Linked DNA regions of Homo sapiens: region 1 is linked to region 2. The links are chromatin loops, found by intact Hi-C in ENCODE. Cell type or tissue: heart right ventricle. All regions are shown on one strand. Links, peaks and the distances in the headings refer to the core of each region. The heading gives the core; the rest is flanking DNA.

Evidence for each region. Peaks named below come from ENCODE experiments on the same cell type or tissue, not always from the same donor. Only the 100,000 strongest peaks of a DNase experiment are listed, where the experiment ranks them.
Region 1: a loop joins it to region 2, with 2.5 times the contacts of the local background. A loop is called at or near these places in 23 of 110 quality-filtered maps.

Annotation. Positions count from the first base shown.
Region 1 is chr3:52,446,042-52,461,070 of GRCh38, reverse strand. It overlaps TNNC1 (troponin C1, slow skeletal and cardiac type), which reads left to right and starts at 7,030. Exons shown (of 6, transcript NM_003280.3): 1 at 7,030-7,079; 2 at 8,558-8,588; 3 at 8,819-8,965; 4 at 9,213-9,327; 5 at 9,544-9,680; 6 at 9,765-9,971. The coding sequence starts at 7,056. The coding sequence ends at 9,796. It overlaps NISCH (nischarin), which reads right to left and starts at 5,467. Exons shown (of 21, transcript NM_007184.4): 1 at 5,337-5,467; 2 at 3,145-3,228; 3 at 2,227-2,409. The coding sequence starts at 5,429. RefSeq lists enhancers at 3,813-4,488, 8,168-8,988 and silencers at 5,313-5,542, 10,764-11,058. In heart right ventricle, for the core only: a CTCF peak has its summit at 9,197; DNase peaks (open chromatin) are centred at 5,620, 7,010, 8,040, 10,598 and 1 weaker place; H3K4me3 peaks cover 6,012 bases; H3K27ac peaks cover 8,000 bases.
Region 2 is chr3:52,225,636-52,240,664 of GRCh38, reverse strand. It overlaps TWF2 (twinfilin actin binding protein 2), which reads left to right and starts at 1,507. Exons shown (of 9, transcript NM_007284.4): 1 at 1,507-1,673; 2 at 5,559-5,636; 3 at 8,543-8,721; 4 at 9,126-9,221; 5 at 9,434-9,538; 6 at 9,670-9,795; 7 at 10,595-10,745; 8 at 10,883-11,004; 9 at 11,464-12,053. The coding sequence starts at 1,649. The coding sequence ends at 11,631. TLR9 (toll like receptor 9) reads left to right here and starts at 15,020. Exons shown (of 2, transcript NM_017442.4): 1 at 15,020-15,029. TWF2-DT (TWF2 divergent transcript) reads right to left here and starts at 1,427. Exons shown (of 2, transcript NR_135307.1): 1 at 1,230-1,427; 2 at 1-490. RefSeq lists enhancers at 32-221, 875-924, 2,832-3,374, 3,375-3,916, 13,887-14,386 and 2 more and silencers at 1,345-1,864, 8,761-8,970. In heart right ventricle, for the core only: CTCF peaks have their summits at 5,998, 7,699 (motif pointing left), 8,777 and 8,981 (motif pointing left); DNase peaks (open chromatin) are centred at 6,483 and 8,962; H3K4me3 peaks cover 3,084 bases; H3K27ac peaks cover 4,665 bases.

The DNA.
Region 1 (15,029 bases), core at 4,344-12,343, 220 kb before region 2:
ACAGGGTTTCGCTATGTTGGCCAGGCTGGTCTCGAACTCCTGGCCTCAAGTGATCTGCCTGTCTGGGCCTTCCCAAAGTGCTGGGATTACAGGCGTGAGCCACTGCACCTGGCCAAGAAAGTTGTATTTTAAATACAGCTGGGCTTTTAGGACCATAATCCACAGGTTACTTCAAGGTGAGCCTGAAAAGGGAGTGGATTCTTCCCTGTCTTCATCATATAAAAGGAAAACAAGTAAATATAAATTATCTGAAAATCTATCACTCAGAGAAAACTACTCTTAGCATTTTGGTATACGTAAACCTTCTAGAATTTTCCTAGACAAATATGTCCATATCAACTTGTTTTTTGTAAAAATGAGACCATAGTCAGCCAGGTGCAGTGGCTCACACCTACAGTCTAAGCACTTTGAGAGGCAGAGGTGGGAGGATGGCTTGAGTTCGAGTTTGAGGCCAACCTGAGCAATACTGCAAGACCCCATCTCTACAAAAAAATTTTTAAAATTAGCTGGGTGTGGTGGCATGCACCTGTAGTTCCAGCTACTTGGGAAGTTGAGGCAGGAAGATCCCTTGAGCCCAGGAGTTTGAGGTTGCAGTGACCCATGATCAGGCCACTGTCCTCCAGCCTGAGCAATGGAGTGAGACCCTGTCTCAAAAAAAAAAAAAAAAAAATAGTACAGCCATACAGTTGGATACTGCTTAAGAAAGTTGCATTTTTTTTGAGACAGTGTCTGCTGGGAAGACTGGTGTGCTGCTGGGATAATGATGGTGGAGCTGCAGATTTCTTTTTTGTTTTATTTTCCCAAAGAGCTGGGATCACAGGCATGAGCCACTGTGCTCAGCCTGGCTGTACCCTTTGATTTTTTTTTTTTTTTTTTTTTTTTTTGAGATGAAGTCTTACTCTCACTCTGTTGCCCAGGCTGGAGTGCAGTGACATGATCTCGACTTACTGCAACCTCTGCTTCTTGGGTTCAAGCGATTCTCCTGCCTCAGCCTCCCAAATAGCTGGGATTACAGGCATCTGCCACCATACCCAGCTAATTTTTGTATTCTTAGTAGAGACAGGGTTTCACCATGTTAGCCAGGATGGTCTTGAACTCCTGACCTCAAGTGATCTGCCCACCTCAGCCTCTCAAAGTGCTGGGATTACAGGCATGAGCCACTGCACCTGGCCTGATTTTTTTTTTTTAACCTCTTCTACTAGACTTTAGGGTTGTCCTTACTATTTTGTTACAATCCTGGAATGACTACCTTTGTTCATATATCCTTTTTGCGGCTGCCTGATTTTTCCTTAGAAGAAATTCTCATAAATAGAACTGCTATTTAATATTGTGGTTTTGGCCAGGTGCGGTGGCACACGCCTGTAATCCCAGCACTTTGGGAGGCTGAGGCAGGCAGATCACTTGAGGTCAGGAGTTCCAGACCAGTCTGGCCAACATGGTGAAACCCCATCTCTACTAAAAATACAAAAATTAGCTGGGTGTGGTGGTGCAAGTCTGTAGTCCCAGCTACTCGGGAGGCTGAGGCAGGAGAATTGCTTGAACCCAAGAGGCGGAGGTTGTAGTGAGCCGAGATCGCACCACTGCACTCCAGCCTAGGTGACAGAGCAAGACTCCGTCTCAAAAGCACAAATATTGTGGTTTCACACTGCCTAAGTGCCCTTCTTAAAGTCTGACAACGCATTCTGTCACCGGCAACCTATGAAAGTTGTTCCTCTTTCAAGGACGGAGTACAGAGCTGTTCTATGACACACTCTCCCATCACAGGAAGGTGTCCACCCTCAACCTTAGCACCCTGGCAGCGCGGACCCTGATGACACGCCCCAAGATGGTGATATTCCACCATCACAGACTAATCCCTTAATTAGTTTTGGGCTATGCACCAACAACTCAACAATAGTCTATCCCAGGTGTCAGCTATTTCTAATCCAGCCTCATCCATCTGGATGGAAACCTAGCTTAAACACCCACAGGCCATTTTTGCTAAACAAAATGCCTTGTGGTGGAGGAAAGCATCTCTGTGGCCACATTTAGTCTAATTTACGGCAAATCTGTCAACTAACATGCTTCTGGCCACAATGCATTCCTAACCAGGGTGACGTTCCTCCATCTTCTAACCTAGGGTCAAACCCCAGCCCACCTCAAAGCTGAGGTCTCCCCTGGTTTGCTGCCTCAAGTTTGGCAGTTGTGGGTTTGCAGGCACAGGTGAAAACCCGATGAGGAACTTACATAGAAGTGAAAATGCAAGAAGTGGGCCAGTACTCTGGGGGTCACGCCAGGGAAGGCAGCCAGGAGCTTCTGGAGGTAGACCTCCAGATCCTTCTCCCTCTTCTCCACCAAGCTTCTTGAGTTTTTCCCAATTATCTTTTTGGGCGGAAGCAGATTTTTATCAATCTTTCTCTCTGCAACGAGCTGTAAAAAAACATAAGCACATCAACCACAGACTAAGAGGCTCTGTGCCTATGTAAGACCAAGGCAAGAAGCTTGAGGGCAGGCGCTTGTCAGCACTTGCACAGCCCCTCCCTGCAGTAGTACCAAAATCAGTGACCAAACTAGTGCACCTGGGATTTGGCCTCTTTAAATCCAATTAGCATTAGAAATACCAATACAATTCTAGACAAGGAATTCCATCTGGAGACTTTAGAGACATTCAGAAAAGTAACACCTTTTGCCCCTAAAATTGCCATCTTTTCCAAGCCAGAGTAAAAACCAATCAGGGCAGCGGTGTGTCTTTAAAACAGTTATGCTGCAAATGACCCAGAGAAAGACAGCATCTCCAAAAGCAAAAAAAAGAGATGGAATCACAGCCAGATATTAAAGTAAGGCTTTGGAATAGCTATCGCTAGATCAAACAAGTTCAAACCTGTCCCCTTCCCAGGAAACTGTCTGAGCATCTCATACCCAAGCTAGGACTGGAAATATTAAAACTGAAATTCAAATATGCTCCTTGCAGAGTGGCTCATGCTAGAGCTGAAGGCTAGCATTTACATGCTATATTAATGAACGCAGTTATATTAACAAAGTGGTTTATTAAAGAACTATAGAGATGGAACCTGTTTTGCCCTAAAACTAATATGTGGCACAATGGAAAGTTGGCCTACGGGTCCCCCAGCCCTGAGATACGTGCTCCCAGCTCTTAACAGTTACCTTTTCATGCAGGTCATGGAAGTCGCTGTAGCGGTGCTTTACTGTCCACTCATGGCTGCCATCAGTGACCTGGATGATGTAAACCTAAAAGGGGAAACCAACAGCCCTTGTGGCAAGGGAGCCCAGCAACAAGGAGTCTCCTCCCCCAGCAGCAAAAGCTGCAATTATCTTTCCCAATTATCTTTTATCAGTCTTTCTCTCTGCAACTCAGACCCACCCCAAGGCCAAAGTCAGGCTGCCCTTGCCCACCAGCCTCTGCACCTGACCCTTGCTGACCAGCAGGGCCCCTCTCAGCTTCCTCCATGGCCCAAGCACTAGGGCTGGGAGGCACATGAGACAAGCATGTGGCTCCATCCATCAGTAAGGAATGAAAAAGGTGATTACCACAAGTCACCTCTTTAGTTTTTTACCTCCTGCCTCTAGGTAACTCAAAACCCAACCGGAGCTGCAGGCAAGGCCATTTCTTCCAAGGGAGGCAGAGCAGGGCCAGTTCTAGCCTGAGCATCTTCTCTGTTGTACTTCTTTCCAGGTGCCCTGACTACCTCCTGGAAGCAAGTCATTTTCCAACCCTTTCAACTGGTTCATGGCTGTGATTTCTGCTGCTGAGCCAGGAATCAAGGCACAAGCAGCTGATGTGGGGAGGGAGTGGTAGCAACTAAGCTCTATCAGGAGGCAATATGGCCTAGAGGTTAAGGAAGGCCTGGGTTAAAAACCTGGTTCTGCCATTTCCTGGCTGCAGCTTATGTGTCACTTATATAAGTAACTTGGAGCCTAAGTTCTCTCTGAGCCTTAGTTCCTCCATCTTAGAATCAAGGACCAAGTAAGGCAATGCATGTAAAATGCTTTGTACATGGGCCTGACCCATGGCAAGTGTTCAAAAGGTAGGTGTGTTAATAATGTCCAACTCGGCACACCCGGAGACAGAGGATGGTAGGGTCCAAACTAGATCACCACCTCCCCCGACATACATGCAGAGGAGGGGCGCAGTCCAGAATAGGGTGAGCTTTTTGAAGATGGCCCTCTGGCTGAATGTGCCCATAGCTGATGGCCAGTCAGCCATCAGCTTAGAGACCTCACCCGCCTCCTGCACCTAGTTTCCCCCTCCTCTCTGCAGCATGGAGCTGAAGCCTCCTCCAGCCCTGAGGAGCAGCCATTTCTCCAGGCTGGCCTGTTGCTTCAAGATCCACCCCTCTCCTCTTCCCATCCTGCCTGATTCCTTCCCCTTGCCTTCAGGAAAGGAGAAAAGAGCCAGAAGAATGGCCCTCAGAGCGGAAGGTTAGGATGAGGGCCAGGGAGGGGAGGTGCAGGCAGGCCCAAGGCCCCCACCCACTCCCTACCCTGCGGGAACAAAGGGGAGGAGGCAGGGAGGTGCTCTATGCCTAGTCCAGGGCCGGTTTTTGCCAGGCAGCCCACCAGGCTCACAGGCCTGGCATCCAACCCCGTCAAAGTCGGGAACTACCCGCTATTTGTCCTCTGTCTCCCCCATAGCTTAGAAGTGTGTGTGGGCAGCTTGTTGCCCCATCTCGCTCCCACAGCCCAAAGTCACGAAGATTCCTAAGGCTTATAGGGCCTGCGCTTTAGCACTGAGACCACCCCCATTTCTCCATAGATGGGCTCCACCCCTCCTCCGGTCTTGTCTCCGCCCGACCCCCAAGGCATCTGCTCCCCAGGTCTCTCCTGCACTTCTCAGAGAAAATCTCAACCACCACCTCAGGCTCCCCAGATCAGGGTCCTGACGCCTTCTCTTTCTTCAAGGCCTGCGAAGCCTGACCCTTTTCCCTGATTCCATCCATCAGAGACCCTCTCCCCATCGCCTTCCTCCTGGACCCCTGTAACGGTCTTCCAGGCCGGGGCCCCTCCAGTCCTAGAGGATCTAGAGGGGTTCCGCCTCATCTAGACACCCCCCTCCCCAAGCCCCCTTTATCCCCAGATGCCGCCCCCAACCCGAGCCTCCCTTTCTGATCGCGTACCCTTTTCCAAACCGCCTCCCCGGGCCCCGAGCAACCCTTCTCCCGGACCTGCGGGGCCCAGATCCCTTTCCTAGATCCCCCGTCCCAGCCCCCTCCTCGCAATCGCAGACCCTTCTACCCGCTCCTCGGGGCTGCAGATCCCGGACCCCTCCCCAAGCCCCCGAGTCGGACTCCCGGTTCCAGCCACCACCCCCGCTTCGGGTGCCCGCGCCCCCAACACACCGTATAAGTGTCCACAAGCTCCGAGCCCACGACGCGCGCTTCCTTGGCCGGCTCGGCTTCCCGCTCGGGCCCGAAGGTGCGCGCGGTCGCCATGTTCGGGTCTCCGCCGCCACCGCCGCCCGGCGCAGACTAGCAGCAGCAGGGGGCGGGGTCAACGTCCCACCGCCCCCCGGCCCCCGCCGCCCGTCGCCCCCGCCGCGCGCTGCGCCGCCATCTTGGCCCCGCCTTCTTCCTGCGCCCTCGCCCCGCCCCCGCGCGTGACTGACAGGGGCCACTCAGGGCGCGCGTGCGAGGTGCTCGCTTGCGTAATCTACCTGCGTGGCGCCGCCGGCGGTACCCTGCACAGCCTGCTAGAAACTGAGACCCCGGGTGGTGACAGCTCTGGGCATCGCCCCTGGGTCCTCGGGAAGAGGGGACAGAAGGTCCCGAGTCTCCCAGGCCACACGAAGCAAGTCACTGCTCTTCCTGGCCTCAGTTTACTCCTCCTGATAAAGGAGGCCATAATAGTGCCTCACCTGGCTGTTGGGCTCTTTCTCTTTAGGGCAAGGCAGGTTGGAGGGGAAAATAGGACCTGTGCTTACCGCCGGAGCAGGGCGAGAGTGATTCTGGGCCAGTTCTGAACCTCTCTGAGATTCGGAGATCTCTTGTCAGTGGGGCTTCTGGACAACTGAGTGGGTTGATTGATGCGCGGCCCAGCACGCAGTAGTGCTCGAGGCAGGGAGCGTGTTTATCAAGAGGGATAAACTTGATACGAACTCTGTACGAAGGAAGGTGTAGGTGGATGGAGGGGTGTGTGCTGCCACTGAGCACAAGAACCCCACGGGGTGGCCTGCCAAAGTTCAAAACGAGGGAGACAGGTTGATCTGGACCCAGGAACTACAGTGCTGAATCCTAAACCGGGGAAAGATGAGACCTAGAAGAGGGAGGTGGTAACCTAATTGGAGGGTGAGGAGGGAAAGAGCCTGCCACAGATGGGGCATCTATAGGGGTGCTGTTGAATAACTGAGAGCAGCTGACTTAAGCCCGAAGTGGGTACTTCTCCCTGGGCAGATGGGAGGTCTGGGACAGGCTCCTCTGGCAGAAGGGCTCCTGGCCACCCTGTCCTAAGGTGGGTCAGTCACTTCCTCCTTCACCAGTTCCACAGCATCTTACTATGAGCTTGGCATTCGAGGCTTCTCTTGGCAGGGCCCTGCACTCCTAGCCTCTCCTTGCACATTGCACCCCCATTCCAGAGAGGTTTAGTTAAAGGCGGGGGTTACCAAGTCAGTCAGATCTTGGGCAAGTCACCACTCCTCCAGAGCCTCAGTTTCCTTATCTGGAAAGTGGAGGTCATGGCAACCCGCCAACCTGGTTGGATGGGAGCCTGAGCTGTTGTGTTGCACCTTGCCTGGGGCCCACGACTTTGTAGCTCCTGTCCTGCACTGGGCTTATGTTTTCATTCATTCCAGAAACCTTTTCAGAGAGTCCCTTTGGGGAGTGTGGGGGACAGGAGGGAAAGAAACCTGGTCCTTGTAGCCGTTCGTCTGCTCCCTGCCCTGGGCAGAGGACGTGGGGACTCAGGCCAGCCTGAGATCACTGGGACCAGAGGAGGGGCTGGAGGATACTACACGCAGGGGTGGGCTGGGCTGGGCTGGGCTGGGCCAGGAATGCAGCGGGGCAGGGCTATTTAAGTCAAGGGCCGGCTGGCAACCCCAGCAAGCTGTCCTGTGAGCCGCCAGCATGGATGACATCTACAAGGCTGCGGTGAGGGACAGGGCTGGGTAGGGCTGGGGTGGGCAGGCCCACTGGGGGCTCACTCAGCTGAGAGTGCGGGGTTAGTAGCCCCAGGGAAGTGGTGGGGACCAAGGAGAAGGCCTACGTGCCTTCAACCCAGGCCCTCACAGGGACAGTGATTCTGGTGTTTGAGGATGCAGAAGGGGTAGGGGGTTCCGGGTCTGAAGGGTGGTGGAGGAGGTTGCAGCTTTCAGCATCGTGTCTCACTCTCTGTTTCCAAGTGTCTGTGGTCTGTGGCACTGTCGCTCAGCCACATGTCTCTGCATTTGTCTCTGGACGTTTTTGCCTTTCTCTTTTCATCTCTTCCTCCTGAGCTGTCTGAGTCCCCATTACTGTCTCCCTGTCCCCAACCCCCATTTCTGCCCCTCACATTCTGCTTCTCACATGCTCAAAATCTGCCACCCCACTCCAGCCCCTTGGCGGGCCGAAGATGCTTTGGAGGGTGGAGGGTGTGAGAGGAGGGGTCTGTAGAGCCTGAGTCCTGGGCTGGAGATGGGGCTTTGAAGTTTGAGGCAGGGAAGTTCTGGACATGAGGGAGAACCAAGGAAGAAGGAACAGAGAACTGGGGCCCCAGCTCCCATCATGCCTGGCAGGCTCAGGGCTCAGTGGCTTAGCTAGGGGTGAGAGCGAGGGAATGAGGGCTGGAGAGTGGTCACCCCAAGCCCCTGCAACCTCCTGGGTCACTGAGGGTCTTCAGATGCTATTCTATCCTGGGTGGTGGTGACCTCCCCCAACCCCAGAGCAAGGACATCCTGGCATGGCCAGCTGTCCCCAGGGGAACCCCTCCCTCAGCCTCCCTCACTCCTGGGCAGGGAAGTGCTATAGCCAGCTCTGGGGGCACGCCTGCTTATCCTGTGGGAGTCCATGGAGCCGGGGTTGGGACAGCCCTCCACCCAGTGCCCATACAAGGCCTGGCGGAGTTGGGGACTAATTTTGGCTTCTGAGGCGGCACTAGCAGGCCAGGGGGCCAGATAACGCTGCCCCACCCCCTGCATGCCAAAGTCCCCAGAACAATCACCAGGTTTAACTTTGTTCCTCGTTAAAAATAGCCCAGTGGCCACCCTGGTCAGGTTACCGTGGGTGGCTTGCCTGCCTCCACACTGGTTTTATTATCCCAACTTGAGGGACAGCTGTCCTTCGGGCCACCCAGCTTGAGTTTCATCAGGGGCCGAAAGGGCATTGAGTGGTCACTGACTATTGTTACTGAGGGTCACCTTGGTCCTGAAGGGGGTGCCCACCTGTCACCCTGGCCCTGAGCCCAGTCGCAGTGAGGCCAGCTGGGTCACGTCAGGGCTTTGGGGGCAGGGAGGGAGGACTGAGACCTCCACTCTGTGGCCTGGAAATAGCCTGCCTCCTCCAGCTCCAGCCTTCTCACCTGTGGAATGGGTTGGTTTCCTCAGCAGCAGCTATACCTGAGTCTGAGCCTTGAGATTCCCTTTCCTTTCTAGGTAGAGCAGCTGACAGAAGAGCAGAAAAATGGTGAGAATCCCTATCACACATGTGGGAGACCAGCGGGTCCAGGCTGGCATGGGGACCCCTTATCAGAAGAGGACCCCAGGCCAGAGACCAGAGGCTTGGTCCCTCTTGCTCTGCCCTCAGAGAGGTCTCCGAGGGAGGTGGGCAGGTTGGCAGGTGGCCCCAGGGTTCTGGCCCTCCGTGGTCCTGGCTGCTGAGCCCTGACTACTGTGCCCCCCAACCCCTGAACACAGAGTTCAAGGCAGCCTTCGACATCTTCGTGCTGGGCGCTGAGGATGGCTGCATCAGCACCAAGGAGCTGGGCAAGGTGATGAGGATGCTGGGCCAGAACCCCACCCCTGAGGAGCTGCAGGAGATGATCGATGAGGTGGACGAGGACGGTGAGCCCCCTCCTCCCCAGGCTCCAGAAGAACCCCAGCTGGCTGGGGGCTGGAATGCTGGCTCTGTTTAGCTGGGAGCAATTTAGCCTATCCGAGCCTTGGTTGCCTCATCTATAAAATGGGCATAAGGGCTACACAAGCCTGGCGTTTGGTGTGAGGATGCGGTGAGAACATGGGGGTTCGTGTCGAAGGTGCTGCCTGCAGTACCTACCCTGGCCTCTGTAACGGCCATGCTGCCCACCCCCAGGCAGCGGCACGGTGGACTTTGATGAGTTCCTGGTCATGATGGTTCGGTGCATGAAGGACGACAGCAAAGGGAAATCTGAGGAGGAGCTGTCTGACCTCTTCCGCATGTTTGACAAGTGAGCACGTGACCCTTGACCTCTGACCCTGACCCACACTCAAGCCGAGCTGTACAGGAGGGCAGTCTCAGATTCCAGGCCTAGGGACCCTGTGGCCTCTGCCTGATAGGGGAGAGGGATGCCCCATCTCCCAGTGTCCCTGCTCTGCCTCCTGGGGCATGGGTGGGGCTGCCTCATGCCCTCCCCACAGCCCTACCCTGAGCCCCCTCCCCACAGAAATGCTGATGGCTACATCGACCTGGATGAGCTGAAGATAATGCTGCAGGCTACAGGCGAGACCATCACGGAGGACGACATCGAGGAGCTCATGAAGGACGGAGACAAGAACAACGACGGCCGCATCGACTATGATGGTAAGCGGGTGGGTGGGCTGATCTCCTGCCTCCATGCCCTGCCCAGCCCCTACCCTCAACCCACACCTGCCCCTCTTTCCACAGAGTTCCTGGAGTTCATGAAGGGTGTGGAGTAGATGCTGACCTTCACCCAGAGCTGCCTATGCCCAGCCTCCAACTCCAGCTGAGTCCTGGGGTTGGGGAGGGGGTCGGGGTCCCAGGACCTGAGCCTGGCCATGTCCTCAACCCCAAATCCCCCGACTCCCTCCCCAGATCTGTCCTGGGGGATGCAAATAAAGCCTGCTCTCCCAAGGTCTGCTATCTGGCTCTGGTGTCCCTGGGCCGTGGACTCATCCCCAGGACCCACTCTTACCCAATGGCCGCTTCCTTCCCTGTCCTAGGCAGGCTGGCTGCAGAGCCTGGCGCCTGACCACCGCTCCACACTGCCTTCTGCAGGGGGGTGAGATGAGATCGGAGACTGCCGTGTGGCCTGCCCTGCTTGCTGCCCTCTATCACTCCTCAGGCCCAGGCACCATCTCTAGGGATTCAGCATCTGGAGTCTGTGGGGGCCTAGAACCCCCACAAGTTCCTGGGGGCCATCACTTTGGTCAACCACTGTGGCAGCCTAGGGGTCCTCTACTTGGAGAGAGTGGTTCACTGTGGTACACAGCCAGGCCCTTGGATGCTCCCTGGCACAGCAACCCCTGTTACCTCTCAGCCGTGGCTGGAATGGAGCTGAGCCTGTGGGGTCCCTGCAGGCTCACAGTGCTAGTCCACCCGCCCACTTGCTTGTATTTCCTGCCAGCAACATTGACTCCCAGGGACAGAGGGGCATGGAGTCGGCTCTATCTCCCCTCACCTGTTTGGCCCAGAGAGGTGCAGGGACCTGTCAAGGTCATCCAGTGAGTGTGGGGGAGAGCAGAGCCAACTGGCTTCCAGCCAAGGGCCCTGTCGGATGGGCCACATCCAAATGGACATGATTTCCAGTTCCCGTGAACCTCAGAGGCTCATCTCTTGTGGCCCAGTCTCTCTCCCTGGCAGGGATGGAGGCCCAAGGCCTGGCAGCTCTCAGCTTAGTGGGAGCACCCAGTCCAGAGCTGCCGCCAGACAGTGATGCTGTCTTGGAGGCGTGGGCGTTGGGGGCTGCAAGGAAGTGGAAGTGTCAGCAGAGGTGTTCGCAGGAGGGACAGCTGCCAGCAGCACCCAGGCTGTAGCCAGAATGCCGTCAGCTGACCTTGCCCCGCCCAGCCACTCCACTCTCTCTGCACCTGTGCCCCAGCCTTGGCATTCCCCAGACAGGCCTGGCATTCCAGAGATGGTCTTGGAATTCTAAAAATGCCTCTGATGGAGGCCAGCGCTAGCAAGAGCTTTCTGGTCCCTGGAGAGACCTGAGGGGAGCAGAGAGGAGTCCCTTCAGGCCTGCCCTTGTGAGCTGGAGAATTGGGGACCTCTACAGACACCCAGAGTGACCCAGGAAGGGTGACATCCGAGGATAAAAGGAAGCGCCACATCGGGCAGCACCAGCAGCCGGTGCACCACCCAGTGGTTCACTCACACACCCACCACGCGCACAGCACAGGGCTGGATCCTGGGGCATGTCACAGTGAGGCCCAGTCCCTAATCTGGTGGATTTTTTTTTTCTTTTTTTTTGAGACGGAGTCTCACTCTGTCACCCAGGCTGGAGTGCAGTGGTGCGATCTCAGCTCACTGCAAGCTCTGCCTCCCAGATTCACGCCATTCTCCTGCCTCAGCCTCCTGAGTAGCTGGGACTACAGGCGCCCGCCACCACACCCAGCTAATTTTTTGTATTTTTACTAGAGATGGGGTTTCACCGTGTTAGCCAGGATGGTCTCAATCTCCTGACCTCGTGATCCACCTGCCTCGGCCTTCCAAAGTGCTAGGATTACAGGCGTGAGCCACCGCGCCCGGCCTTTTTCTTTTTTTGAGACAGAGTCTCGCTGTGTCACCAGACTGGAGCGCAGTGGCACAATCTCGGCTCACTGTAACCCCTGCCTCCCAGGTTCAAGCGATCCTCGTGCCTCAGCCACCCAAGTAGCTGGGATTACAGGCACCTGCCACCACACCCGGCTAATATTTGTATTTTTAGTAGAGACAAGGTTTCACCATGTTTCCCAGGCTAGACTTGACCTCCTGAGCTCAAGTGATTCGCCCACCTTGGCCTCCCGAAGTGCTGGGATTACAGGTGTGAGCCACCGTGCCCGGCCTAATCTGGTGGAATTTTAAGGAGATGAGTACAGTGGGAAAGCCAGCGTGGGCTGGAGTGGGGACTGGAGGCATGGTGGGCCCATGAGTTACAGTGGTCTGGGAAAGCTCCCTAGAGGAGCTGACTCTGCATGAGATCTGGGGGAACCACAGGGAACCAGCCATGGGAGGCCATGGAGAAAGACTGGGAAGGTCTCAGGAGCAGAAAGGCAGTGTTGGGCTGGAAACCAAGCCCCAGCAGTCTTGGGAGACATGGGCAGTGCCAGGCCCCATGAGGACCCAGTCAATGTAAGGGGTGATGGCTGCAGAGGGCAAAAGGGGTGGGAGAGACGGAGCTAGGAGCTGGCCTGAAGTGGCGGCAGGCTTTGGGCAAGAAAGCCCGGTGGCTTCCAGTACAGTGGGGTGCTGGGGAGAGTGGGCAGGGGTACATGGATTCAAGGCACATTTTGGAACTAGAATGGACAGAGTTTGCTGAAGGCTTGAATGTGAAGGGTGAGAAATAAGAAAATCCAAAATGACCCTTAGCTTTTTGGCCAAACTGCCATTTCCTGAGATATGGAAGCTGGGAGGAGACACAGGTTCAGCCGTGGGGTATTGGGAAGTGGAGCTTACTTCCCAACACTAGGTTTTAGTGGGGTTTTTTGCTTTTTTTCTTTTCATTTTGAAATTCCAGGCTTGCAAAAATAGTACAAAGAACTCCCATTTACAGGTACCCTAGCTTCCCTAAATGTTAACATTTTAACCACAGAAGGATCAAACACAGGAAATGAATATTGACATAAACACTGCTAATTAATCTGCACAGCTTATTGAAGTTCTGTCAGTTGTCCTAAAGTCCTTGTCCTGGAGCAGGAACCAATCCAAGATGGCACTAACGTGACCTCGTCCTCCTGTCTCCTTACTCCCCACCAGCCTGTGACGGTCCTCAGTGTTTCCTCATCACCTCTGAAGAGCTGAGGCCAGTTATTCTGTAGAATCTCACTCACTTTGGGTTTGTCTGGTGGCCCCAGGGTTTGGGAACTTGCAGGCCCCCAGGCCTCAGCCGCCTGAGCAGGAGGGTTTCCGTGGAGCAGAGGGGTGGGAGCCTGACAGGAGTGAGCTGAAGTACAGGGGAGATGGTGGGTGTGGGCAACACCCAGGGAACAGAGAAAGGGACCCAAGCTGAGAAGCGATATGGGGTCCAGGGAAGCTCAGACAAGGGCCACGTGTGCTCGGGTTGAAGGGAGTGAGGATTGTCAGGAAGGGGCAGTGGGGGAAGGAGGGCTCTGCCACGTCCTGGCTCTCTTTTCATCAGCTGTGGTGGGGAGGGGGACAGGTCCTGGGACAGGAGGAGGAGATGAATGGCCCTGCTTGCAGATGGAAGCCCCAGAAGATACTGTAGGAGGGTTGGGGTGGGGCGGGAGGAGCTGTGAGGGATGGCTGATGGGAAGTGGGGGGGCTCACCCTCTGCAAGCAGCTGGAGGTCCGTGGGGGTGGAGGGGGCATGGCATTGTCCTAATATCCCTGTTCCATCCATGAAATTGGTGGGGAGGGGACTGGGGGCATCCATTCCTTCCAGGCATGCCCACCCCAGAATTCTGGCTGGGAGAGGCTGGGCTGTGACCCTCCACATATCCACCTGGTGGCACCTGCTGCATGAACACGCACTTCACATAGGTATCAGCCCAGCTCACCATCTCCCACCAGTACATGGCATTTTGTATCCTTCATGCATCACCTAGTTTTGCCTGTTTTGCTGCATCCTTTCCATTTCTGGGCTTTTGCTTGGATAGTGCTTCCTCCATGAAGCCTCCCTTGATTTCCTCCATCAAGAGCAATCACTGGAGCATCTTCCACTGCTCCTGCTTCTTTATATTGTGTTTGCCTGGTTACTGCTAGCGTCCTCAAGAGGCTGCTGTTTCTGCTGGGTGGCCCTGCTACCCCAACACAGGGCCTGACACAGCGAGTTTGGGGGCCTCCTGCAGTTCCTTCTTTGTCCACTAGATGACACACGATGCCCGTGTCTGGGCCCATTGATCCTCGAATTCGGAGCACCCTTGTGGTCTTTCCCACCTGCAGCTGGCAAGCAGGGGGGCCTTTAGAGACGATCCCTACCCTCTGCCCCCAGGCCTGGAAAACTGAAGCCCAGAGAAGGAGAGGACCTGACTGAGGCCACACACATTAACAGTAGAGTTCGGACTCCCAGCCTGCCACAGGCTCTTTCCGCAGTGTGGAGTAGGCTGCCCCCACACCCTTCCCCAGTCGACCCAGGCTTCCCTGCAGCCCCTGCTGGGTGTCTGGCTGAGCTGAGACCCCAGGATGGGCTGGCAGGCTGAGGAGTGTTGGGCCTCCTGCCCGCCGCTGGTGGTCACATGCTGGCTGAAGGGCTGCCTAGCTCAGTCTCCAGTTAGAAGTTGGCCCCAGCTTGGGCAGTGTGCTGGCCACACCTCCCCAGGGAAACAGAGACAGAAGCAGTCCACTCCAAGGTCCCAGGATATGGTCACCCTGACAGCAGCCCCTGCGCAAGCCCACTCATCAGGTTATGAAGGCTGCTTACACCCAGGGTGGCTGGTCCCTGGCCCTGGGAGGAAGAGGCAGACCCAGAGATGGAAGGGCCTTGGCCAAGGCTCTCCAGCAGGGCCAGAGGCAGGGCTGGGCTGAGCTCCATCACTGGCCTCTGTGGGCAGCCCCTTGCCCACCTCCAGGCCAGCCCCCTGCTGAAGAAGGCATGTGTGAGTGAAGGGAGCTGGGGACAGGGAGGCAGAGTTGTAGGTCTCTGAGACCTGTCATGCTGACCCAAGAAGCCAACCTGTTTCCATTTCAGGATTGAGGTAGGGGAGGAGGGTGGGGTCCCCATACTCCCAACAACGCCCAGAAGCAAAGGAGGGTCCCAGGAAGGGGCAGAGCTGAGCTGGACCCATTCTCAGCCTGCTCTGTGGCCTGGGCCAGGTCCTTCCCTCTCTGAGTGCCCCGCAAGTTCCCTGACCACCATCAGAGGGCCCAGGCCGGTCCATGTGGGAGGCCCAACCTGCAGGAGCTGTTAGAATCCTGGGAACTCAAACTCCAGCTCAAAATTAAAATCTCTTTAGTGCCCAGGGCCTCAGGTTCTGAGTGTAGGGTTCTGGGGTGGGGTGAGGTGGCGACTGTTCTGGGGCAGGGAGCATGGGG
Region 2 (15,029 bases), core at 4,375-12,374:
CTTGCCTGTGAACTGTTCTAGAAGGCAAGCTGCAGGGCTGCATAACACTCCATTTTCCACTGTGAGTGCTGGGGGGACAGTGGTTAGCAGATGACATAGGCCCAGTCTTCAGGGTGAGCGCAGGAAGATGAATGAGAAAACCCTTCAATTCTGTGTAGCTGGGCTCTCTGGGGATGAGAAACTCAGGGGTTGGGGGGCACAGAGGAGGCCTCAATGCAGGCTAGTGAGGGTGGGGAGCAAGACAGTAAATGGAGCTGAAGCTGGGGCCAGATGCCAGGTAGGCCACACATTTCATCATCACATCTCTCAGCAACCCCAGCCCAAAAAGCTGGCCTCCTTTCCAATCTTCCCAGCCAAAGTCCCTGGACAAGCTGATTGGACCAACCAGAGTCAGATGCTCATCCCTGACTCATCACAGTGGCCTGGAAGATGCCACATGTTGACTAGTTGGTAGCAGCAGGCAGGTACTGGTACCAGTAAGGCAAGGCTGCTGGATATAGACACAGAAGGTCATTAGGACATGGGAAGTTCCTCACCAGGCTCTGGCCCTCTTTCAACCTCTGGGCCTTTGCACATGCAGTGCCCTCTTCTCAGAAAACCTTTCTGGCTGGGACTAGTAAGTGGCTCACGCCTGTAATTCCAACGCTTTGGGAGTCCGAGGCGGGCAGATCACCTGAGGTCGGGAGTTCGAGATCAGACTGACCAACATAGAGAAACCCCGTCTCTACTAAAAATACAAAATTAGCCAGGCATGGTGGTGCATGCCTGTAATCCTAACCACTCGGGAGGCTGAGGCAGGAGTGAACCCGGGAGGCGGAGGTTGCAGTGAGCCGAGATCGCGCCAGTGCACTTCAGCCTGGGCAACAAGAGGGAAACTCCATCTCAAAAAAAAAAAAAAAGAAAAAGAAAAAGAAAGAAAACTTTTCCCTCCACTCTGCTGGGCTGTTTCATTCTCCCCTCTAGGTTTCCAATCTTCGCCTTCTCCTGGCAGCCCCTCACATTGTCTCGGCGGGCTCTCACCACCATACACTCCATCTAGTGGGTGAAGGCGGGCCTAGGCCCGTGAGGGCAAAGCCTAGCGGCCATGATCACCCCGAGGTGCCCAGGACCCCACGGGAGGCGCTCAAGAAACGGCCCCTGGGGAAGAGCTGGCGCGCCCACCCACAAGCAGACCCCTTCCTGGGTGCAAACCCGTGTACGCTGGGACCCACTCCTATTCGGAGACCCACCTGGCTTGGGGCGCACAGATCGGGCGCGCGCGCACGATCCGCCCCACCCACAGACCACCGTGATCAGGGCGCACAGACACACACGCGCGTCCTCCCACGCACGCTCGGTCACACGCAGGCCCCCCTCTCCTGCCACAGAGGAACGCGCTGGCGTGCGCACGGCGGATCAATCATCATCCTTAGACCCACCCGGACCGAGGCGCAGGCTGCGCGCACGCGCGGCCCCGAGTCCCCGCCTCCCTGCCGCGCCTGTCGGGGGCGGGGCGCCGCTGGGGGCGGGTCCTGCGGCACCGCCCGGGAAGCTGCGCGAGGGTCGACAGCCTCCGCCACATCCTCCACCTCTCTTGGTCCAGCGAGCGTTGCCGGGCCAGGGTCAAGCGGAGGGCTCCGACGGCGCGGACGGAGCGAAGCGCCGAGCCATGGCGCACCAAACGGGCATCCACGGTGAGGGCGGATGGCGGGCGGGCAGGGGGCCTCGGTCTGGGCTCTCGGAAGCGCCCCCCCCCGGCTCTCGGCCCCTCCCTCCACCCCACACCAGCCGGGAGAAAGCTTCCTGTTCTCTTTTGCAGCCGCGGGTCGCCTGGGGTGGGCACATCTGGGGGAGTACGGACGTGGTGTGCATAGCTGGGAGTGGGTGTATGTGTACGTACACAACTGGGGTGGAAGTATCTGTGTGCCTACCTGGAGATGAATGTGGCTGTGTGTGCCCATCTGTATATTTTTGTTCCTTTCCGGGAGTGGGTGTACACGCATGTGCACACGTCTTCCGTGTACAGTCCTGCCTGTGCACCTCTGGATGTGACTCGCTTGTGTACATCTAGGGTCATTCATGCACTGGCACTAGTGACTGTTTGAATGGACACTGTAGGTCGCATAGGACCCTCTTTAGACATCAGTGTTTCATGGCAGTGTGCACATGTATGTGGGTGTCTGTGTGTGTGCACAGTTGGAGCGCGTCTCAGTGTGCATTTTTGCCAAGGATGCATATACCGCATGTGTCTGACTTGAATGGGCTTGTTTATGTGTGTTAGGAGAAGGCCCTGACCTTTGCTCCTCCCAGGACACTCACTCTCCCCAGGCTAGGGAAAACCCGGAACAGAGACTTCTACGTGGGATGGAGAAAGCTGCCTATCTGACCTTGACCTCTGACCTCCCTCCCATTTTCCACTGTGACTTTCTGAGTCTGCCTCAGTCTGGTTGGAAGATCCCAGCTCCAGGCTGCAGACAGAGAAGAGGTCCAGATATGGGGTTTTGTGGGGAGAGTCCTGGCCCTAAAGAATCCAGGCCAGCTCCCACCCCCAGCCCCCAGCCCTAGGAAGCTTCACCATTCCCGCATCACACCCTCCCCTCCCCTAGGGGTCCCAGTTTCCTTCTTGGACAGGCTGTGAGAGAAGCAATGGCTGGGAGCCAGGTGCCCTGACTCTACCTGGGGCTCAGTGTCCTCCTCTGTCACTGGCCTGAGAGAGCTGCCTGGCCTGTGGGGAAGGCCCGGGCTGTTTGCCCAGACAGCCTGGCGGGTTTGGCCATCAGCCACCCCTCCCACCACACTAGGATCCCCTGCCTGGGGCTGCCACCATCGACCTGCCTGACCACCTGAATCCTGGTGCGGTTGTGGCCACTTGGTGGCTGGGCTGCCCTGAGAAGGTTTCCCTGGCCCCGCGAAGGCAGGGGCCTGGGTCAGGGCCAGGGCTCCCAGATGGGCCAGCCTTTCTCCAGGAGGAGCTGGCGGGCAGGCTTCATGACTCAGCCCCACAGGAGGGAACTGCCTCCTGGCCAGCTTCTTCCTTCCCCTTTGTCTGGTCATAGCTGCTGCCTCCCAGCCTCCAGCCCTGGTGGAGGAGATCCCAGGAAGTTAGCCACCCCATACCCCTTCCCTGCTGCCTCACTCCCTCCTTTCCCATAGTGAGACAGGCCCACCGAGGGGGTCACTGGGGACTGGGCTGCCCCTAGCCCTCCTTCCACCTGTGAGCAGCCCACTTCTTCCCATTTCTGGCCTGGGAAGTTGGCAGCAGAGATCACCCTGGAGGACCAGGTGCCAGCCCTGTCCTGACCATAGGTGTGGATCTGCTGACCGCAGAGTAGGCAGGAAAGGGACCTGTAATGTGAGGCTCACTTGAGTCGGAGGGAGGGTGTTCATGAATCATTGATAATAGAGGCTCAGGTGTCCCAGGCCTGGCCTCTGGATTATTGATGGTGGCTGGGCAGGCATTGGGGCTGGGGTGGGCAGGGATGTGCCTTTCCCTGTGGGGGTGTCAGTTTGCCCTGGTAACACTAGAAGGGGCCCGTCGGCCTGTCCCTTAGGGGAGCTTCTTGGCCTTCCTTCTGGGAAGGTCTGGGCAGGTAGAAGGGGCAGCTCAGCACAGTCAGCTTGCTGTTATTATCATAATAAAAGATTAATTGTTATTAATAGAGGCCACCATCGCCAAGCCCTTTCTCCCATTTACCCCTCACCACAGCCCTGCCAAGTTTGGGGCTATTATTTCCATTTTATACACTGAAGTTCAGAGAGGTCAGGAGTCACACAGCTGAGGGAGAAGTGGAGCCCCAGAGGCCAGGCTTGGGGCCTCAGGGACCTGCTTGGGATCTGCCGATGGAAAGTTCTGTCCTGGCCCAGTGGGATGGTGTCCACCTGCCTACAGTTCCATGCCATGTTTCTCTGAGCCCTAAGGGTCTGCTGAGCTCAGTTGGGCCCCAGCCCACCCAGTGGCCTTGGAGGGTGGTGCATAGCCTGAGGTCTCAGATTAACGGTCACTCTGCAAAGGGGGGGCACCTGAGGACATAACCAGAGTTTGTTTTCCTAAAGGCCCCCCCGCCCCTGAGTTGCCCAGTCCTGGCCCTATAAATATTCTCTGACCTCAGGCCTCCAGCTGTGTTCCTGACGGAATTCCCCTGACCCTTGGGCAGCCTCAAGGTCACACTGGCCTAGCCCTGCTCACCCAGGGACCCAAGCAGGGCCCTTCCCCACATGGGCCGTGGTGGTTTCCCTGTCCACTAGTAGATCCACCACTTATGGCTCCCCAGCTCTCACCATGGTCCTCACCTCTGCCCTGGGGTCCTTGGTCACTCACTGGCTCTCACCTTCCAGCTCTACAGCCCAATGACCAAGATGGAGTCTCTTTTTTTTTTTTTTTTCTGAGGCGGAGTTTCACTCTTGTTGCCCAGGCTGGAGTGCAATGGTGTGATCTCAGCTCACTGTAACCTCCGCCTCCCGGGTTCAAGCGATTTTCCTGCCTCAGCCTCCCGAGTAGCTGGGATTACAGGTGCGTGCTACCATGCCTGGCTAATTTTTGTATTTTTAGTAGAGATGGGGTTTTGCCATGTTGGCCAGGCTGGTCTTGAACTCCTGACCTCAGGTGATCTGCCCGCCTTGGCCTCCCAAATTGCTGGGATTACAGGTGAGAGCCACCGCACCTGACCAAGATGGAGTCTCTTAGTGAGTTTCGGGGAGCCATTCCTTCTCCTGGAAGCTGCCCCAACTGCCTGAGGGTTAAGGTCATGTTGTCCCCCCACCCCCCACAGGGCTGTATCTGGGCTGGCTGTGGCTCCTCGGGGTCTCAGGGTTAGACAGCCTGGCTGGAGGGCTGGGACTGGGGCTGCACACATGGGTGTCATGCGTGTCCATGTGCTTCTGTGTACACTTTGATACATCCTGTTGCCTGCACACACGTCTCAGCCAAGCTCTGCACTTGCCTGCCTGTGTGCGTGTTAGCAAGCCGGGGACTATATCTCTGTGTGTGTTTGTGTATCTAAACATGCGTGTCCATTTGTGTTTGAGCAACTGAGCATGTGTTCATGTATGAGGGTGTTTGAATTTCTGCTCCTCTGTCACACATGCGTGTTGTGTGTTACATTCACACATGCTGGATTGAGCTGTGTGTGTGTGTGTGTGTGTGTGAATGGGCATAGTGGTCATTGCACAGTGGGGGCATTTGTCTGTGTTCTTTTTTCTGTGTATATGACTGTGCTGAGTGTGTCCAGGCCAGCCCAGAGCTCGGCCATCCTGCGGGGCAGGGGGCAGATGGAGGCTATTCACTGTGGCTGGCCTGGCTTATGCCAGAGCCTGCCCATCTTCTGGTGGGTTGTCCCATCCCTGCCCACCCCGCCCCATCACCAGACCTATCCCAGCCAGCAGGCCACTCGCCTGCCACCTCTGCTGGCTAAATTTGGGAGCTTGTGTTCAGTGGCTGTCTCAGGTTCCCAGTCACATGGGGGGCTGTATTTAACCTGGTTCCCAGCTCAGCCACCAGACCCTGTGGGACAGAGCAGGCCCCATACTCGTCTCTGTCCACTCTGCCCACTCATCCCCCACCATGTTTCTTGTTCTTATAGCCACGGAAGAGCTGAAGGAATTCTTTGCCAAGGCACGGGCTGGCTCTGTGCGGCTCATCAAGGTTGTGATTGAGGACGGTGAGTGCCCCTCACAGGCCAGGGTATAGGCTTGGGGGTGGACTCTGCTGCCTCTGTGGGTGGGGGAAGGAGGATGTTGGCCCCTGGCCTGCCGGGACCTCAATTTCCCACTCTGGAAATGGGTGTGAGGCCATCCTGACAAAGGAGAGCCTCACAGGGCAGCATCAGAGGTGGGCGCAATTGTCACCTCTGTTATGCAGAGCAGGAAGCCGAAGCTGGGGTCAGCAAATAGAGCCCTGTCCTGGGGTCCTGCCACCTCCCAGAGGCTGCATGGATATTCAGATGGGCCTGGCCAGGATGCCGAGCTGGGCTGGGCAGAGGGGCAGGGGATAAGTGAATCCAGCACTGCCCCTTGTGGCTGGTGCCACCCGCCTCATTTGTTGGTGGCCTGGCCTGGCTCAGCTGCTGTCCGAGGGGAGACCTAAGGAGATCCTGCACCCTTCTCTTGGAAGTGCCCCCATGATGGGGAGAAGGGATGAGTGTCTGGCTCATCTGAGAGTAGGATGGGAGGGTTCTAGGCTTGGCTGGGCTTTGGCCTTGCCCCTGAGGACCTGGGAGCTGTATAGAGGGCAGTGCTGGGGACACTGGGACTTGAGCTGAGGCCTGAAGTGGGGAGGGTTTGGGGAGGCAGAGGATTAAACTGAGGAGGATTGGGAGGTCAGAGGCCAGAGAACATTTTTTCACCTTTCCTCCATGCCAATGGACTGTCCCTTTGGGTGAGGGGTACAGACTTTGGGACTGGGGTGGGCCAGGCTCCCCAGAGGTCCTCCCAGCTCTTCTCATTAGCCATTCAGCAGCAGGCACTTTGGATGGCTGCCTGAATGGGCCTGGTGCTCAGCTGGCTTTCCACGCGTTGTGTTGGCTCAAAGCAGGATCTGCCATTCCAGGTTTTAGGGCCTTGGCAGTGCTTTGCCCAGGGAGTCCAAATTCTGATGCCCTCAGAGACTGGGCAGGGGTCACTGTGGCAGAATATTAGTGATGGCTTCCTGGAGTGGCAGGCCACAGCCACCCCACCCTTAAAAAGGCAGTTGTACTCATTGACCCCAGTCCTCGGCCCTCCCTGTTGCCTCCCAGACAAGATGTCCCTGCAGATTTTTTTTTTTTTTTTTTTTTTTGAGACGGAGTTTCGCTCTGTCACCCAGGCTGGAGTGTAGTGGTGTGATCTCAGCTTACTGCAAGCTCCGCCTCCCGGGTTCACGCCATTCTCCTGCCTCAGCCTCCCGAGTAGCTGGGACTACAGGCGACCACCACTGCGCCCGGCTAATTTTGTATTTTTAGTAGAGACGGGGTTTCACCATGGTCTCAATCTCCTGACTTCGTGATCCGCCCACCTCGGCCTCCCAAAGTGCTGGGATTACGGGCATAAGCCACCGTGCCCAGCCGTCCCTGAAGATTTTAAGCAGGAGGAATCTCTGGATTGACTTTTATCTCAGTTCTGCATGACAGTTGTTGGGGTACCTGGGACTGCCCAGGAGGGTCCAGGCCCCCGATGGGCAGCCACTGTCCATCTCCAATTGAGGATGGCTCCAGTGTGGCCAGAGGGCCTGATTTTTCTAGAGAGGCTGAGAATTCTACTTCTTATGTAAAATTTCCCAGTTTGAAAATGTTAGCAACAAATTAAGCAATGTTGACAGTGCTGTAGGGGCCAACACAGGCCGTGACTACTCAAAGTCACTGTGACTGTGATCCTGTCTGAGTTCTGGGTGGGCAGGTGAGGAGGCCGAGGCCTCAGAGGGCCTGGTCTGTTGGGGCGTCCAGGCATCGGGGCCCCTGCCCAGATCAGGAGAGTCTGGTGGACTGACACCAGGACCCCCAGCCAGGCTGACTGCCCCTTTGCCCCAGTTATTGCTCCAGGCTAGACCTGTGTATACCCAGGCTGGTGTCTGGTGCCCAGATGAGGTCCCAGTCTACAAGTGCAGCTGGATGCCCCATTTCAGCCAAGGAGCTAGCAGGCCTGTGGGGCCTAGGCACTTAGATGGTGGCTGCTTTGGATCTGCGACATTTTCTTTCTTTTTTTGAGACGGAGTTTCGCTCTTGTTGCCCAGGCTGGAGTGCAATGGCGCCATCTCCTGCTCACCACAACCTCCGCCTCCTGGGTTCAAGCGATTCTCCCACCTCAGCCTCCCGAGCAGCTGGGATTACAGGCCACTACACCCAGCTAATTTTGTATTTTTAGTAGAGACGGGGTTTCTCCATGTTGGTCAGGGTGGTCTCGAACTCCCAACCTCAGGCGATCCGCCTGCCTCTGCCTCCCAAAGTGCTGGGATTATAGGCGTGAGCCACCGCGCCCGGCAAGGATCTGTGACATTTTCGAGGGGACTGCAGCTGGCAGGTAGCCGCAGGATGTCTGTTTATCCAGGGTCTGGTAGGAGCCCCTGCTCCTCCTTTCCAGAGGCTTTTACCCCTGTAGGTCCCTGTGGCCTGGGGCTGTGACCTGCCCCTCAGCACATTTGTCCTGAGGGGAGTCTGCTGCGGTTCTTCTGCTGGAGCCCCAGGGGAGGAGGCGAGCAGGAGGCAGTTTCGTGGGGACTGTGGGCTGAGCAGCTGTGCGGTGGGGATGGGGTCCAAGGGAGCACCCAGGGGTGTGGTGTCCGTGAGGGGCTGACGGCTGCGTGTCTTTGTGTGGCTGTTTGTGTTGGTGATCTGCGCACGTGTGTGTGTGTGGGGGGGTGTGTGCACGCGCTGGGGATGTGCAGGGGGGCAGCCCCCAGGTGGCAGCTTTGTGCCTTCCCTTGCTCACTCATTCAGCCACACAGCCTCACACTTCTGGGACCTGGGGGCTCCAGGGAAGGTGAGGGGCAGCCGGCGGCTCTGAGCCAGCTGGGCAGCCACGGCGAGGCTGGAGGTCTGCAGCGGGAGGCGCAGTGGGAGCTGGGAGCGGCTGCTCATCCGGCCTCTGCCCCCAGAGCAGCTCGTGCTGGGTGCCTCGCAGGAGCCAGTAGGCCGCTGGGATCAGGACTATGACAGGGCCGTGCTGCCACTGCTGGACGCCCAGCAGCCCTGCTACCTGCTCTACCGCCTCGACTCACAGAATGCTCAGGGCTTCGAATGGCTCTTCCTCGCCTGGTCGCCTGATAACTCCCCCGTGAGTCCTGGGCCAGTGGGAAGTGAGGAGGGGAGCTGGGGCTGAGCCAGGCAACAAGGCCTTGCCCTGGGGGATCCAAGAGGGGACACAGGCCTGCCCCTGGAGGGTGGGGGAAGAGCTGTCAGGCCGTGCCCTAGGGAGTCTGAGAGAGGGTCAAGTCCCTGTGCCCGCAGCCTGGGTACCTCTTGCTCTCCAGGCATCAGCCTGGCTCCGGAGGCTGTGATCAGGCTGGACGAGGGCTCCCCCTGCTGGTGGGGGCCACCTGCTGCGTCCTGGCCCCGGGCTGGCCCTCTGCCAGGTGTGCCAGCGCAGTGAGCCCACCGAGTTCCTCCAGAGGCACCTGTCTGTTCCGGGAGAGGCAGCCCTGCCCAGAGGCCTCTTACGGTTTGGCCCTTGCCCTTCAGGTGCGGCTGAAGATGCTGTACGCGGCCACGCGGGCCACAGTGAAAAAGGAGTTTGGAGGTGGCCACATCAAGGATGAGCTCTTCGGGACTGTGAAGGTAATCCTAAGCCAGGACTTACCGGGACACAATCCTGGGCCCACAGAGAGGGGTCACTGTGCAGGGTCAGAGAGCAAGCTAGTGCCAGCTTCGGGAGGAAGATGGGGGCGCTGGGGGAGTCCAAGGGCTGCAAGCTGGCGTGCTCCGTGGGCCTCCTCTAGCCAATCCCCAGGTGCCCATTTATGGCTCTGCATTCACCCCCACCCCTGCAGGATGACCTCTCTTTTGCTGGGTACCAGAAACACCTGTCGTCCTGTGCGGCACCTGCCCCGCTGACCTCGGCTGAGAGAGAGCTCCAGCAGATCCGCATTAACGAGGTGGGTGGGGAGCAGAGGCCCCAGCCTTGAGCCCTCAGGGTCATATCGGCCCAGTGGCAGCCTGTGCTGCCTGGGAGCCACACCCTGCTTTGGGCCGGTGAGGGCCTCCCTCACCATTCCCCTACCCACAGGTGAAGACAGAGATCAGTGTGGAAAGCAAGCACCAGACCCTGCAGGGCCTCGCCTTCCCCCTGCAGCCTGAGGCCCAGCGGGCACTCCAGCAGCTCAAGCAGAAAATGGTCAACTACATCCAGATGGTGGGTGCCTGCTCCCTACCCTGGCACATGCTGCCACCACCCCTACTCCTGCCCATGCACATGTGCAGATGTACATGGAGTCCCCACTCCACCAGCCTGCAGTCTGTCCCCTTCAGCTCGTCCATGTGCTTGTGGGAACACATGGTCCACCCCACCCCTCCCTGATCCCTACCTATTCCGCCTGGGGCGCAGACACTGTGTGCACATAGATGTGTTCTGGTCCCTTGTCCCCAGGCCCTGCTCATACACAGGTACACCTGTGAGCACACTGCCCCATTCCGCCCTCCACCCATACCCCTGGGGTCACACTGACCCCTCAGCCCCGAGGCCCTTCCTGTCAGAGATCCCCTCTGTTGTCTCCTTGACCACCCCGTTTCCCTAGGCAGGGTCCTTCTGCCCTGGCTGTTCCGGCTGCCGCTTTCAAGCAAAACGGCTCCTCCCTTCCAAGATGCTTCCGCCAGAGGCCTTGCCTCTGAGGATGGGCTGGCCCAGTGGCAGTATCTCCCTGAGGTTGTGACCCTCCACACCATCCTGTCCCAGGAGTCACTACCGTTGACTACCCTTGGTGGGAGTTCCTTCTCTAGCACAACCTTCAAAGGGGCAGAGTTGGGGCTGGGCCCAGGACTGGCCTCTTCAGAGGGACCCCCATAGAGGGATGGCCATTGCAGGGGAGTCTTGGGAGAGGGAGGTCACATCAGGCTCCTGCCCACCAGCTAATCCTGTTTGAGGGCTTCCTGGGGAGAGGGGCCTGGGCCCACCCCGACCTGGTGCTCTCCCATCTTCCCTTGGCCCTGGGCAGAAGCTGGACCTAGAGCGGGAAACCATTGAGCTGGTGCACACAGAGCCCACGGATGTGGCCCAGCTGCCCTCCCGGGTGCCCCGAGATGCTGCCCGCTACCACTTCTTCCTCTACAAGCACACCCATGAGGGCGACCCCCTTGAGTCTGTAGGTGAGTGGCCATGGCAGGGCTCCCAAGCCTGTGGCTGGGTGGGAGCAGGGCTGGTCTGCAGTGGGGCAGGCCTGCTCTGGGTGCGAAGGTCAGCAGGTTTCTCAGGCCTCCCAGGCTCACCTCCTGCCCCCCAACAGTGTTCATCTACTCCATGCCGGGGTACAAGTGCAGCATCAAGGAGCGAATGCTCTACTCCAGCTGCAAGAGCCGCCTCCTCGACTCCGTGGAGCAGGACTTCCATCTGGAGATCGCCAAGAAAGTAGGCGCCCTCCCCAGGGCCTCACCTCCCCAGGCCCTATCACTCCAATCTCCATGTGGGGCGCTGGGGTCCTGAGATGACGGCAGAGCAGGAATCGTTGCTGTCGTGTTGATCATAGGGCATCTGAGGCCCAAGGAGCAACACGCATGGCCCAAGGCTGCCCAGCTGATCGGTGGCTCAGAAAAGTCCAAGTCCTGGCTACCATGTCATGTCCTTTCCCTGGGCCTGGAGACAGGGAGGAGGTGACCCCAGCGAGCAGAGTCCAAGGCATGCAGGGCAGCAGGCCCTAAGCTCTTGCTTTCCTGGGAGTGGCATTCCAGGTGGGGAATCAAGGGGAGACCTCAGGAGACCCCAGGGCTAGGATGTGAGAGTAAGGGGTGCCCCAGGAGTGGGGGCTACCAGGGGTGGTGTGTGTCAGAGCCCCTCCCATTGGGGTGACCACTGCCTTGCCCCATGCAGATTGAGATTGGCGATGGGGCAGAGCTGACGGCAGAGTTCCTCTACGACGAGGTGCACCCCAAGCAACACGCCTTCAAGCAGGCCTTCGCCAAGCCCAAGGGCCCAGGGGGCAAGCGGGGCCATAAGCGCCTCATCCGCGGCCCGGGTGAAAATGGGGATGACAGCTAGGAGGCTGGAGCAGGGCCGGCCACGTGTGGACTGTGGGGCTGCCCACCTTCCGCTCCCTGCCACCATCCTCCTTCCTGGGCTCCAGGAAAGTGTTTCTGGGAGGTCAGGAGGGCTGGCAGCTGAACGCACTTGCAGCGTCCGAGGGCCACCGGGCTGGCATTTTGTGACCCTTCCCTGTTGCTGTCCCTGCATCTCGTCTGTGTGCCCAGGGTGTCCGGGGACCCTGCCTGGCTGGCTTAAGGGGGCTGGGTCAGGGGCCTGGCATGAACCTGGCCTCCCGGGGAGCTGAGACTAGGGTCCCAGCACAGCCCAGAAACCTTTGGCCACAAGAAGTGGGGTCAGTCAGGGCTGGGGCAGGGGTCACTGCAGTTTGGGATGGTTGAATGCTGTATTTTCTAAAGAATAAAATATTTTTAAATCAAGACTTGTGCTTGGCCCTGAGAGACCGCCTCTGGCCCTGGGAATTGGGCAGTCTTGTGCATATAACTGTCCTTTCCCAACAGGGGAGAGGGGAGTGCCGGCCTGCGAGGTGGAGCCCCAGCACTCCACCTCCAGGTGTGTGGGAGAGGCTGTGCCTGTGAGTGGGCGTGCAGCCTCACGCGGGTCTCCCAGTCAACAGGAGCCCTGCTGGAGAGGCAGGCGCGCCTCCACTGTGACATGAGGGATCTGCATATGGTCATTTGCTGAGGCTGCCGTAACAAATTACCACCAACTTAGTGGCTTCGAAGAAACTCAAATGTATTCTCTTACAGTTCTGGAGGCTGGAAGACTGAGATGGGTCTCACAGGGCCAAAGTTGAGGTGTTGGCAGGGCTGGCTGTGTCTGGGCCCCTCAGAAGAACCCATCTCCTGGCCTTTTCTGGCTGTATTCCTTGGCTTGGGGCCCCTTCCTCCACCTTCAAAGCCAGAGGTGACATCTCTGATTCTGCTTTCCTCAGCCTCTGGGCTCCCATGGCCTTTTGTAGTCGAATCTCCCTCTGTCTCCATTTCATAAGGGACATTGTAATTGCATTCACCCTCCCTGCCCCCACCACCTACCCCTGTCAAGATGGGTAACTTAATCACATCTGCGAAGTCGTTTTTGCCACACTGTGGGGTGTTGGGGTCACGTGTTTGCAGGTTTGGGGAATTAGGACAAGGATCTCTGAGAGGGACTTTATGCAGCCTCCCACATGGGATAAGGGCTCCTCCTCGAAGGCTTCCCAGCCTCCCTGGGCTGAGGCCAGGACAAGTTTTTCTGTGGACATCGATATCGGTGTCTCCAAGCTGAGTGTGTCCATGTGCGTGGGTCTGTACCTGTGTGTGCAGACCCCTCTGTCAGCTTACTGGCCTCTCTGGTTTTCTGCCTCCAAAGAAGGCAGGGCCACTGCTGGGTATGGGGGTCTGGGTCCCTGGTCCAAGGGACTCTGGGAAAGTCTCAGGCTTGGGGCTCCACAGGAGCCCGAGCTTTGGTGTATCCCTCTGAGAGGTGGATGGAGGGAATGAATGCAGGTGCCTTCCACCCCAGGCAGGCAGGAGTGGAAGCATGGGGTTGATGCCTGCAGCCCAGCTACTGAGTGGGCACTGCTCTCCTTCCTGGCTCAGGGCAACATTCTATCCCTGGCGCCTTTCTGAGCCCCTGCTCAAGCCCCTAGAATTGTAGAGAGGAGAGCCAGACTAGCTAAGACCCAGAGGAGGCTTGTCCTTGCCCAGCCGAAACATTGGCTCCCAGGTGGGCAGGAAGACGATGCCATCGCCCCCTGCTGCTGAGCCAGCCAGATGCCTGGCACTATGGAGCCTGCCTGCCATGATACCACCCAGAGTGGGCCTGGGGGGAGCAGGCTGGCAGATGTGCAGCCTTGCCTCCTCCCAGCAGCAACAATTCATTAATTCATTCATTCAGCCTTCACTCAGAAATACCCTCTCTGTGCCTGCCCAGAGCTGACTGCTGGGTGTACATAATTCAGCAGATATCAAGCACTTACTATGTGCTGGGCACTGTACTGGATCCTGGGGATGCAGATAAAAGATCACTGCCCTTAAGAAGCTGACATTCCAGCAGGGGAATAAGACGATATACAATAAACCATGAAAGATCAATGATCCGGTGTGCTAGCAGTTAAAAAATGTTAGGACAAAGAGAAACATAGACCAGGCAAAGGAGCTCAGGAGTGCCAGATCTGGGGTGGGAGGTTTGTAAGAAGGCTGGATGGCCCTGTTGAGAGGGTGACATGGGAGCAGAGACATAATGGAGGCAAAGGAGGGGTCATATGAGACTTGGGGGAGTTTTCAGGCAGAGGGAACAGCACATCCCAAGGCCCTGAGGCAGGAGAATGCCCAGGGGCTACACAGTCAACTGCAAGCAGGCCAGTGGGCCTGGAGAGCACTCAGGGGAACAGCGGGTGGCAGGTCCCATAGGGCCTTGTTGGCCATCTGTGGACTGTGGCTTTGACTCCAGAGTCAGCCAGGGAGGGGTCTGAGCAGAGGAGGGACCTAGTGTGACTTAGGTTTGAACAGTTCCCTCTAGGGGCTGAATGTGACCAGCCCCTGGAGGGCAGAGAGCAGGGCAGGACAGCCAGAAGGGAGGTGGCACCTGCATGGGTCTAGGAGAGAGGATGGGGGCTGGTGGACATGGGGACGGTGGGCTGTGGGCACACCCTTCAGCATGGTGGACCCAGCAGAACTTGCTGAGGGGCCCGGGGTCACCCAAGGCTTTGGGCCCGAGGAATCTGAGTCTCCTCACCTAGATCAGAAGGAGAGTGGGAAGAACTGATGGGGAGGACTGGCTGGCGGCCCTGCTGGGCCAGCACACACCTGGCCTCTAGGAGCCCCATCTGGAGTGACGTGGTGTGTGCTCTGATGGGGCCCCAGGGGCTCTGGGAATGTGGAGGAGGAGGTCTTGTTTCCGGAAGATGTTGCAAGGCTGTGGTGAAGGCAGGTGCAGCCTAGCCTCCTGCTCAAGCTACACCCTGGCCCTCCACGCATGAGGCCCTGCAGAACTCTGGAGATGGTGCCTACAAGGGCAGAAAAGGACAAGTCGGCAGCCGCTGTCCTGAGGGCACCAGCTGTGGTGCAGGAGCCAAGACCTGAGGGTGGAAGTGTCCTCTTAGAATGGGGAGTGCCCAGCAAGGTGTACCCGCTACTGGTGCTATCCAGAATTCCCATCTCTCCCTGCTCTCTGCCTGAGCTCTGGGCCTTAGCTCCTCCCTGGGCTTGGTAGAGGACAGGTGTGAGGCCCTCATGGGATGTAGGCTGTCTGAGAGGGGAGTGGAAAGAGGAAGGGGTGAAGGAGCTGTCTGCCATTTGACTATGCAAATGGCCTTTGACTCATGGGACCCTGTCCTCCTCACTGGGGGCAGGGTGGAGTGGAGGGGGAGCTACTAGGCTGGTATAAAAATCTTACTTCCTCTATTCTCTGAG